3 separate regions of the Homo sapiens genome follow, and regions 1 and 3 are each linked to region 2. The links are chromatin contacts, found by Hi-C or POLR2A ChIA-PET in ENCODE. All regions are on one chromosome and are shown on one strand. The core of a region is the stretch at or near the end of the contact, and the rest is flanking DNA. Distances in the headings are between cores, read along the strand shown. Region 1 overlaps USP9X (ubiquitin specific peptidase 9 X-linked). Region 2 holds the start of MED14 (mediator complex subunit 14). Region 3 has its middle 75 kb from the start of USP9X.

Region 1 (2,803 bases), core at 139-2,638, 440 kb after region 2:
TGTTCTTGGCACCTTTGTTGAAAATCAGTTGTTTCTGATTATGTGGATTTATTTCTGGGTTCTCTATTCTGTTCAATTGATCTGTGTCTATTTTTGTGTCAATACCATGCTGTTTTGGTTACTATTGCTCTATAGTAAATTTTGAAGTCAAGTAGCTGATGCCTTCAGCTTTGTTCTTCTTACTCAAGATTGATTCGGCTATTTGGAGTCTTTTGTAGTTCCATATGAATTTTAGGAGTGTTTTTTGTATTTTTTTGTTTTACCTTGCAGATTCACCTCAAAGGATGTTTTTTCTATTTCTGTGAAGAATATAATTGGTATTTTAATAGAGATTGCATCAATCTGTAGATTGCTTTGGGTAATATGGACATTTTAACAATATTTGTTCTTCCAACCCATGAACATAGAATATTTTTCCATTTATTTGTGTCCTGTGTTCGTTCTTTCATCAGTTTTTTTTGTAGTGATCTTTCTCCTCCTTGCTTAAATTTATTCCTAGGCATCTTATATTTTTGTAGCTATTGTGAGATAACTTTCTTGATTTCTCTTTCAGATAGTTTGCTATTGGCAAATGGAAACACTACTTAGTTTTGTATATTGATTTTTGTATCCTGCAGTTAACTAACACAGGTTCACGCTTGTACCAGTCCAGCTTCCTAGTCATCTTCCATTCCGTATTTGTATCTCTACAGCAATGAGAAATCTGAAACCTGAGGGAGTTGGAAAGGCTTCTTAATCAGTCTTCAGCCTCTGTCTTTAGGCCTTCGAATCATTTGTGCCTTCCCAAGTGTTTGTTGTTTTCATACCCTTGGCTTTTCTCAGATTTAGTGGGGCATTAATTTATAGGCACCCTCTTCTCCTTGCCTTCACAACAACTAAACCAACTTCACAACTTCAGCTAAACCAACTATCTATCCCCATCTTCACTACACCGTCAGTAATTTGTTGACAGCTGTTTAATGTGTTGCTTCCCCTTCTGTTTTTATGTTCTTTTGAGTTTATGTATTTTTATATTCATTCATTCTCATTTTAGTGGGGTTTGGGGATGAAGTACTGATAAATATAGTGCAGTACACCATATTTAGTTGACATAATTTTTAAAGCTGTCTTCTGCTTTTATTACCTCCATTTTCTAAATTAAACACCTTGTTGGGCTTCTCATCTTGCTTTGCAATTATTATGGGACAGAAGCATTTCACATTAGATTCTTAGCTAAGGCTTCTCTCAAAAGATATATTTCATTCTTGTCTGTTACATCGTTTAGAATTTACATAGTTTCATTTGTTAGTATTTCAGTAATAGTCCTTGCAGTGCTTTACTGCAGATTCAACCTTCACAACATACTGTAAAAACACAAACCCACCACTGAATCCTTGATCTTGTGATTGGCGCTTAATGCCACCAGATGGCGAGCATGAGCTCTTGTCAGACAGTTAAGGCAAGAAACTTGAAGTGGGTGCTTTCTTCATGTTTTATATAATGAAACTAGAATACCTAAATTTGAAACAGCCAGCTTTTGAAAAAGCTGGTAATGGTTGTATTGCAGCAGAAAATCATAGGCTTTGGACTCAAATGGACTTGAGTTCCAATCCTGCTTCTAATTGCTACTCTATGGCGTTAAACATAAGTTTCATAGTTTATTAGAGCTTCCTTATCCTTAGAACTGGGATAATGATAACTTTTTTGTGTAATTGCAGGGATTAAATGAAACAATGTATGGAAAACCCCTAGCCTAGGGACTGGCACTTAGTATTCATTAAACATTAAACCACTCTCTGTCACTTCCTTTTCTTAGAGCTCCTGCTTCCTTTCTTATTTAAGAGTTTGTGTCTAAAACGTGGTAATACAATCTTTTGTAAAAGTCTGTTGTAAGCTCTTAGCACTGATAAACTCAACTTAAACCACACATCATCTCTATAAGGTATAGTTAATGACTAGGAAAAAAGCTAATGATTCTCTCTTTCCCCTCCATTTAAAATACATCCAAGAGTGCACAAATGCTAAATGATCACCCAAATGTTACACTTCTTTTCATTCTGAATCTTTGCCTGAAGCCAAGTGCCCATGTTATGATTTGCTGTTAAACTTAAAACTTCTGCAGTCCTCTCTATATGTAATACCATCTTTTGTAAAAGTCTGTTGTAAGCTCTTAGCACTGATAAACCACACAACATACCTATAAGGAAATTATTAATTTTATCTGTATTTTAAAGACGGAGAAACTGAAGCACAGAGAGATTGTTAATTCACCTGGGACACATAGCTTAAATGCTATTTCTCATTTCTTTTTTTTTTTTTTTTTTTTTAAAGAGAGAGGGCCTTACTCTGTGTCCCAGGCTAGAGTGCAGCAGCATGATCCTAGCTCACTGTAACCTCAAACTCCTGGCCTCAAGTGAGGCTCCTGCCTAAGAGTAGCTAGGACTACAGGTACACACCACCACACCTGACTTTTTTTTTTTTTTTTTTTTTTTTTTTTTGAGATACAGAGTCTCACACTGTCGCCCAGGCTGCAATGCAGTGGCGCAGTCTCTGCTTACTGCAGCCTGTGCCTTCTGGGTTCAAGTGATTCTCCTGCCTCAGCCTCCCGAGTAGCTGGGATTACAGATGGACGCCACCACGCCCAGCTAATTTTTGTATTTTTTGTAGAGATGGGGTTTCACCATGTTGGTCAGGCTAGTCTTGAACTCCTGACCTCAAGTGATCCGCCCACCTCCGCCTCCCTGAGTGCTGGGATTACAGGCATGAGCCACTGCGCCCGGCCCACACCTGGCTTATTTTGAAAATTTTTTTGTAGTGATGGGGG
Region 2 (2,850 bases), core at 325-2,824:
CTTCATAAGCCAAGTCCTAAAATAGTAAAAAGACAACCACAATTCAAGGAATTTCTACAAATCCCCTATGGAAAAGCAAATTACACCACCGATAGCAGCAGTTTTCAACATTTTTTTTCCCACAGCTCTATATAGGCACATACATGAAACTTTCTCATGGATATTCTTGGATTTTTATGAAATCCAACAATAAATGGTGCAGAGAGGTATATCATTATAATAGTCCCTAAACCTGACAGCGATTTAAATTTCTCATTAGCCATGGGTAGGCTTCTTTAACACTACTTTTTTCTGTCCCATTCAAAAAAGTACAATACATCAAAACTGAGAATGACGTTTTACAGGAGTTAAGTAGAGCCTACTCTTTCAGTCATCTGCAAACAAGTATCTGTTATCAGTCTCTAAAAACAAATTACTGTGACGCTTTAGAGCCTAATATCTGCATACTAATGTATCTCAATTGATAACCCTGATCTGAAGTCTTGCAATAGATAAAAAATAAAATTCTGATTAACTTTTTCTGAACCTGGGTTATAAGATGTACAACAGAGTCCCAAAATGTTACGGTGCCTTTTCTTCACACACTGAAATTCGTTAGTATATTCTGATCCTATTCTGAAGGGATTAACAACTTAATCATGCCCCAAGGCATTTCATGGGTAACTAGGTGATTTATAAACCCCCTTCATACTCCAAGAAATAACAGACTACTTACAAAAAAATTTTACTCACACTAACTTCATTAAGACCTCAAACACTCAAAAGTTCCAGAAAAAAAGTACTTTGAATTCAAATTTGTATTTTATACACAACGTATGTAGCTCCTGCATTAACTTAGAAGCAATAACAGCTTACATTTAAAACGTATCGTCAAGAGGCTGTAATACAAATTTCCCATCTATAGAGTTTTTTCTAAAAGCTCGAATATTATGTATTCCAGCCAAGAAATCAAGAGAGTTCTGTTGGGAACTCGGACAAAAATTTCACACAATTTTCAGTGGAAGTGTAACAACACGCAAAATTAACAAGTCTCTGTTGCATCGTTGCCAGGAAGACCCCAGATACAAAGCTTCTTCTCCACCTCTGCTGAACCCCAGGAGTTCAAAAATTCTAGACTAAGCAGTCCAGCGGAGAACACAGCAGCCTCTCGGGGAGAGGGAGGTGCAAACGTCTCAGCCGGTTGGGCGGGAAGGGGGGCTGGGGAACAGGCAGGGGTTTCGGGGCACTTACAGGTCCGTCAACACCATAAGCTCCGAGTAGGCCCGGTGCAGCAGAAATTCAATGAGGGTGCTCAGCCGGTAGCCCGGGCTAGCCGCAGCTGCAGCGGCCGCCGCCACGGCGGCTCCCGGGGGAGGAGGGGCTGGGGCTGACGGGGGTCCGCCGCTGCCCCCGCCGCCGCCTCCGGGCGGGACCAGCTGGTGGTTCTCCAGCTGCACTGGGGCCATGGCGGCGCAGGACCGGGCTTGGCGCAACGGCACACGATGCGGTCCTCGAGCCTCCCGGGCGCTCGGTCACCGCGCCGAAACGGGAGCGGGCAGAGTCGCCACCGCCTACCGCCGGGCCGCCTCAGAACAGGAAGCCGTGCGCCGACCGCGGAAGCCCGCCCCCATGTAGCGAGAAGTCCGCCGACCCCAGGGACAGGAGCGAGGGGCGGGGGGAGGCGGGGATGGGGGGGAAGCAGGGCGGCCCCGCAGAGGGGAAGCTGCGCCTCCGCAAACGCTCAGAAGCAGCTTCGCCAGACAGCCGCAACGTACATGTTGACTGCCCGAGGCGGAAGTCGATCGGCAGAGCGGAAGGGGGACCTGCAGAGGACCTTCCGACAGGTCTGTGTCTGTTCTCTCAGCTGTCTAGCACCGCAGCGCTGGGGGGCGCGTGGGAGTGAGGCGGTACCTGTGAGCGCGCGGGAGAGCGGAAAAGGGAGCCGCGCGCCGCCGGAAACCAGGGTGAGGGCTGAGCCGGAGTCGTCACCGGGAACGTCAGCAGTTGCCCCGCCCTTACCCTCGCCGCTCTCCCTCCCGCCTCCGCCCCCTGGCGTTGTAAAGGCGACAATTTGCCCAGAGAAATCCACCATCGCTTCCTAAGTGGGGCACAAACACAGCCAGGGGAGGCCTCCTCTAAATGTTCGTGAATTCTGGTTCTGGAATCGCGAAGAAATGGGAGCGGCCGCGCGCTTGTGATTCTCAGGCCTTTGCTCCTCCCATACACGTCCACGGCGCGTTACGTGGGAGAACGTTTTCGCCCCTTTTTTTTTTTTTCCAAACTGTGGGAAAAGGTGCTAGAAAATATGATTGCGGGTAGAGACAGGGCCGCTGGCAGAGTAACTCAATTTTAATAGAGTCGGGTGTATGCTGAGGTCGTCACCATCCCCCAAATCCTGTCAGTCCCACACAAAAACGGCCCTTAAATCCCCTGCCACGGGCTCTCATATAGTTTTTGTCCTTGCTCTTGCAGTCACCGCTCTATTCTGAAGGGCTTTTCAGTTCATCCATGCCTACCGACACTCCCGTCCCCCCCATCAAAGTCCACGTTTAATTTTTTGTACCTGCTTTAAAACAGCGATTCTCAACCTTGGCTGCACTTTGCAATTATCTGAGGAGCTGTTTTTTAAAAAAATACTTAGATATATGGGTTCCACCCCTGTAGATTCAGATTTAATTGGTCTGGCTTGAGGTCTGGGCTTGGGGAATTTTTGAACTTTCCTAAGGTGATTCTAACATGCCCTAACGTAGAGATTCACTATTAGAAGCATTCGTTGCTGCGACCCCTTTCAAACATCTTTTTGCAGTTTCATCTCCTCTTGGTGTAAGAGATGTTCATGATGTTCCCTAAGGTTAGAATATTCTTACTGTC
Region 3 (2,882 bases), core at 273-2,772, 270 kb after region 2:
GATTACAGGCGTGGGCCACCGCGCCTGGCCCATTTTTCATTTTTAGATTGCCTCTTTCCCCCATGAGGGCAGGAACCTGGTCTGTTTTGTTTATTGCTATATTCCTATTATCTGGAAGAAGAACTGACACAGAAGGGGTGCCACAAATTCTTGTTAATTCTCTTCGTTTACGTTATGCAAGGTTCAAGTTCTTCCCAAATAGAATATAGCATGGAAGTTCTCGCAGGTGCTCTCTCTCCTCAATGCAAGACATGGCCACCTCTGAGATACAGTTGGCTCACCCCTAAAATGCTAAAGCCCAGCGATCACACAGGCGCACATATTAGAGCACTTCCTTCTCATAAACTTCCAGAAGCAGAATTACTAGATCATGAGCTAAACTCCCAAATTAACCTCCTGAGAGGTCAATGCTAATTCCTTTCCCATCAGCAGTACTCCATTACGGTGTACTCTGGGCCTTCAGGCAAATAATAATGATGATGATGATGATGTTGATGATGATGATGATAGTGTCCTCTTCACTCTTTGTTAACTGGAAAATAAACAGATCTTTTTAGTGGCAGGGAAACTTCTGGGTTATCAGGACTAGTGAGGTCCTGGGATGGGCTTTTAGGAGAAAAGAAGCTCTTCTGGCAGCTTCCATCTCTGAAATTATGTCCCCACCAATACTGTAAATTGTTTCCCCATGATGCCAAGTCATGTTTATTCAGGAATTCATTCACTTCATAATTCCTTTTGAGTATGTATTTTGTACGTAAACTCCAAACTTTTGCCAAGCTCAAGAATATTCCTTGAAATAAAGGAATTTGGCCAGGCATGGTGGCTAACACCTGTAATCCCAGCACTTTGGGAGGCGGAGGCGGGCTGATCACCTGAGGTCAGGAGTTTGAGACCAGCCTGGCCAACATGGCGAAACCTCGTCTCTACCAAAAATGCAAAAATTAGCCAGGCACAGTGGCAGGCGCTTGTAATCCCAGCTACTTGGGAGGCTGAGGCAGGAGAATCGCTTAAACCTGGGAGGCGGAGGTTGCAGTGAGCCGAGATTGTGCCGTTGCACTCCAGCCTGGGCGACAGAGCGAGACTCTGTCCTCCCCGTCCCCGCAAAAAAAAAAAAAAAAAAAAAAAAAAGGAATTTATAACTATCCTGGCATTTAGCAGTTTACAGGGGGGTTTCACTTCCGTTTTCTCATTTGGACCATGCAAAAGCCAACTGAGTACAATTCTGCCCATTTTACAGATGAACAAACCAGAGGCACAGAGGAGAGGGATTTGCCCGAGGCTACACAATACCTGTGAGTCACAGCCAGGACTAAGGATCCTGTGAGCTTCTCAGCACATGCCACTCCTTCCTACAACACCCTGCCAGGTCCACCACCTCCGTAAGTGGAGAATCTTAACGAAGGGCGACCTATGCACGCACCTGACTTCTGAGCTGAGGAACAGTAGAATGAAGGAGTTATTTTTAAATGGCTTTTACCGAGCCTGTGATGTCATTTCATTGATCACGCTGGGAGATGCGGTGCTGAGTTGTGCTATGGCAACTCGATTAAGGCTGGGAACTCCATTTCCTAGAAGCCCCTCCCTGCTGTGTTTCCGGGTTAGAGTTGGCCAAAAGAGAACCTTGTGCAAGAATTGTAGGGCGGAAGGCGAGCAGCAGTCACTGCCCCTGGCAGGTTTCCCGTCAGATACAGTGAAGGACAGAAACAGAGGGGCCCTGAGAGGCCCTGCAGCTCCCGGTTTATCCGGCTCTCTCCTCTGCTCCCTCCCAGCTAACATTTCCTGCTGTTGGCTCTGCTACCCAACAGCTGCCTCGGGCCCACCACCAGGGGCTTGGCTGTCGCCCCACATGGGGCGGGAGCTACGTAGAGGCCACAGCTCCCATAAACCTCTCCACGAACTCCCCCTCCGCGGCCCTGCTTCGGTGGCTAGATGTGCTTTGGCTTCTGGAATTTTCCTGCAAGCTCTGATTTGTCCAACTGCACCAGTGCTTCCGGCAACGGCTAGTGACTCTCTGATCTTCTGACTCCTCCTTCCAGACATTCACTTCCCCAGCTCTTCCCACAGCTGTGAACGGTTTTATTCCTAGAATACTCACAGTGGCTCTGTTTCCCTGGCTGAATCCTGTTACGATACTTACAGATTCTGCTTTACATGAAAAACAGCATAAGAAAAAAAAAATGTTCTGGAGTGTAAGGCAGAATTCCACCTGATACTTAGAATCTATATATCTCATGTGCTTGATTTATAGATTGGATATGTGGGAACTAAGGAAAGAAGATTATTCAATGAACCAGTGGAGGAAGAATCGTGTATGCTTTCAGTGTAGACCAAACTGGGGAAATAGATGAGAAAGGAATAACTGAAAAGACATAACCTTCTTTATCTTGTTTTTCTAAGCTCAAAAGATGGAAGAGGGGAAGGAATTGGTAGTGAAGCCATTTTTGTAGTCTGGAAATTTTCTGTCAAGTTTTACATAATTCCTTAGGGCATACCAAAGAAAATAATCAGTCCTGTCTACCCTCTAAGTAACTATCTTCTCTTGAAAGAGAAAGGAGTGATTCTTATTTAGGAAATCTAGTTCTTTAAATATAAAATACGAAATTGAGCCTGGGCAACATAAGGGAGACCTTGTCTCTACTAAAATTCAAAAAGAATAAAAATTAGCCAGGGGTGGGGCGCAAGCTGATAGTCCCAACTATTTTGGGGGCTGAGGTGAGAAGATCGCTTGAGCCCAGGAGGTTGAGGCTGCAGTGAGCAATGATCTCACCGCTGCACTCCAGCCTGGGTGATACAGTGAGACCCCATCTCAAAATAGATACATTAATTAAATTAAATGTGAAATTACACGTGAACAGGAGCAAACCGATGTTCAAGGATTCTTA

What was found. Hi-C counts contacts between places; a loop is a spot of excess contacts on that map. ChIA-PET counts read pairs that join two places held with the same protein, here RNA polymerase II (POLR2A). Pooled maps may share reads with other maps.
Region 1: a pooled map shows a loop between it and region 2 (8-fold over the local background). The contact joins the enhancer-like site here to the promoter of MED14 in region 2. A Hi-C loop is called at or near these places in 2 of 37 single-sample maps with no recorded cell type and 6 of 50 pooled maps. POLR2A ChIA-PET finds 5 or more read pairs at or near these places in 2 of 52 experiments (GM12878 and activated T-cell).
Region 3: a loop to region 2 is called in a pooled map, with 8 times the contacts of the local background. The contact joins the enhancer-like site here to the promoter of MED14 in region 2. A Hi-C loop is called at or near these places in 10 of 50 pooled maps. POLR2A ChIA-PET finds 5 or more read pairs at or near these places in 4 of 52 experiments (A549, AG04449, Caco-2 and 1 more).

The regions. Positions count from the first base shown.
Region 1 is chrX:41,178,988-41,181,790 of GRCh38, forward strand. All of the region lies in intron 21 of USP9X (ubiquitin specific peptidase 9 X-linked), which reads left to right. Among named protein-coding and RNA genes, the nearest start is that of USP9X, 95 kb to the left of the region's middle. Within about 2 kb of position 1,389, at least 3 of the 41 ENCODE cell types and tissues checked have a DNase peak (open chromatin) inside an H3K27ac peak, as active enhancers do.
Region 2 is chrX:40,733,968-40,736,817 of GRCh38, forward strand. It overlaps MED14 (mediator complex subunit 14), which reads right to left and starts at 1,575. Exons shown (of 31, transcript NM_004229.4): 1 at 1,231-1,575. The coding sequence starts at 1,445. It overlaps MED14OS (MED14 opposite strand), which reads left to right and starts at 1,723. Exons shown (of 2, transcript NR_169211.1): 1 at 1,723-1,823. RefSeq lists enhancers at 945-1,866, 1,867-2,787 and silencers at 1,183-1,562, 1,823-1,912.
Region 3 is chrX:41,008,714-41,011,595 of GRCh38, forward strand. No RefSeq gene overlaps it. Among named protein-coding and RNA genes, the nearest start is that of USP9X, 75 kb to the right of the region's middle. Within about 2 kb of position 1,523, at least 36 of the 41 ENCODE cell types and tissues checked have a DNase peak (open chromatin) inside an H3K27ac peak, as active enhancers do.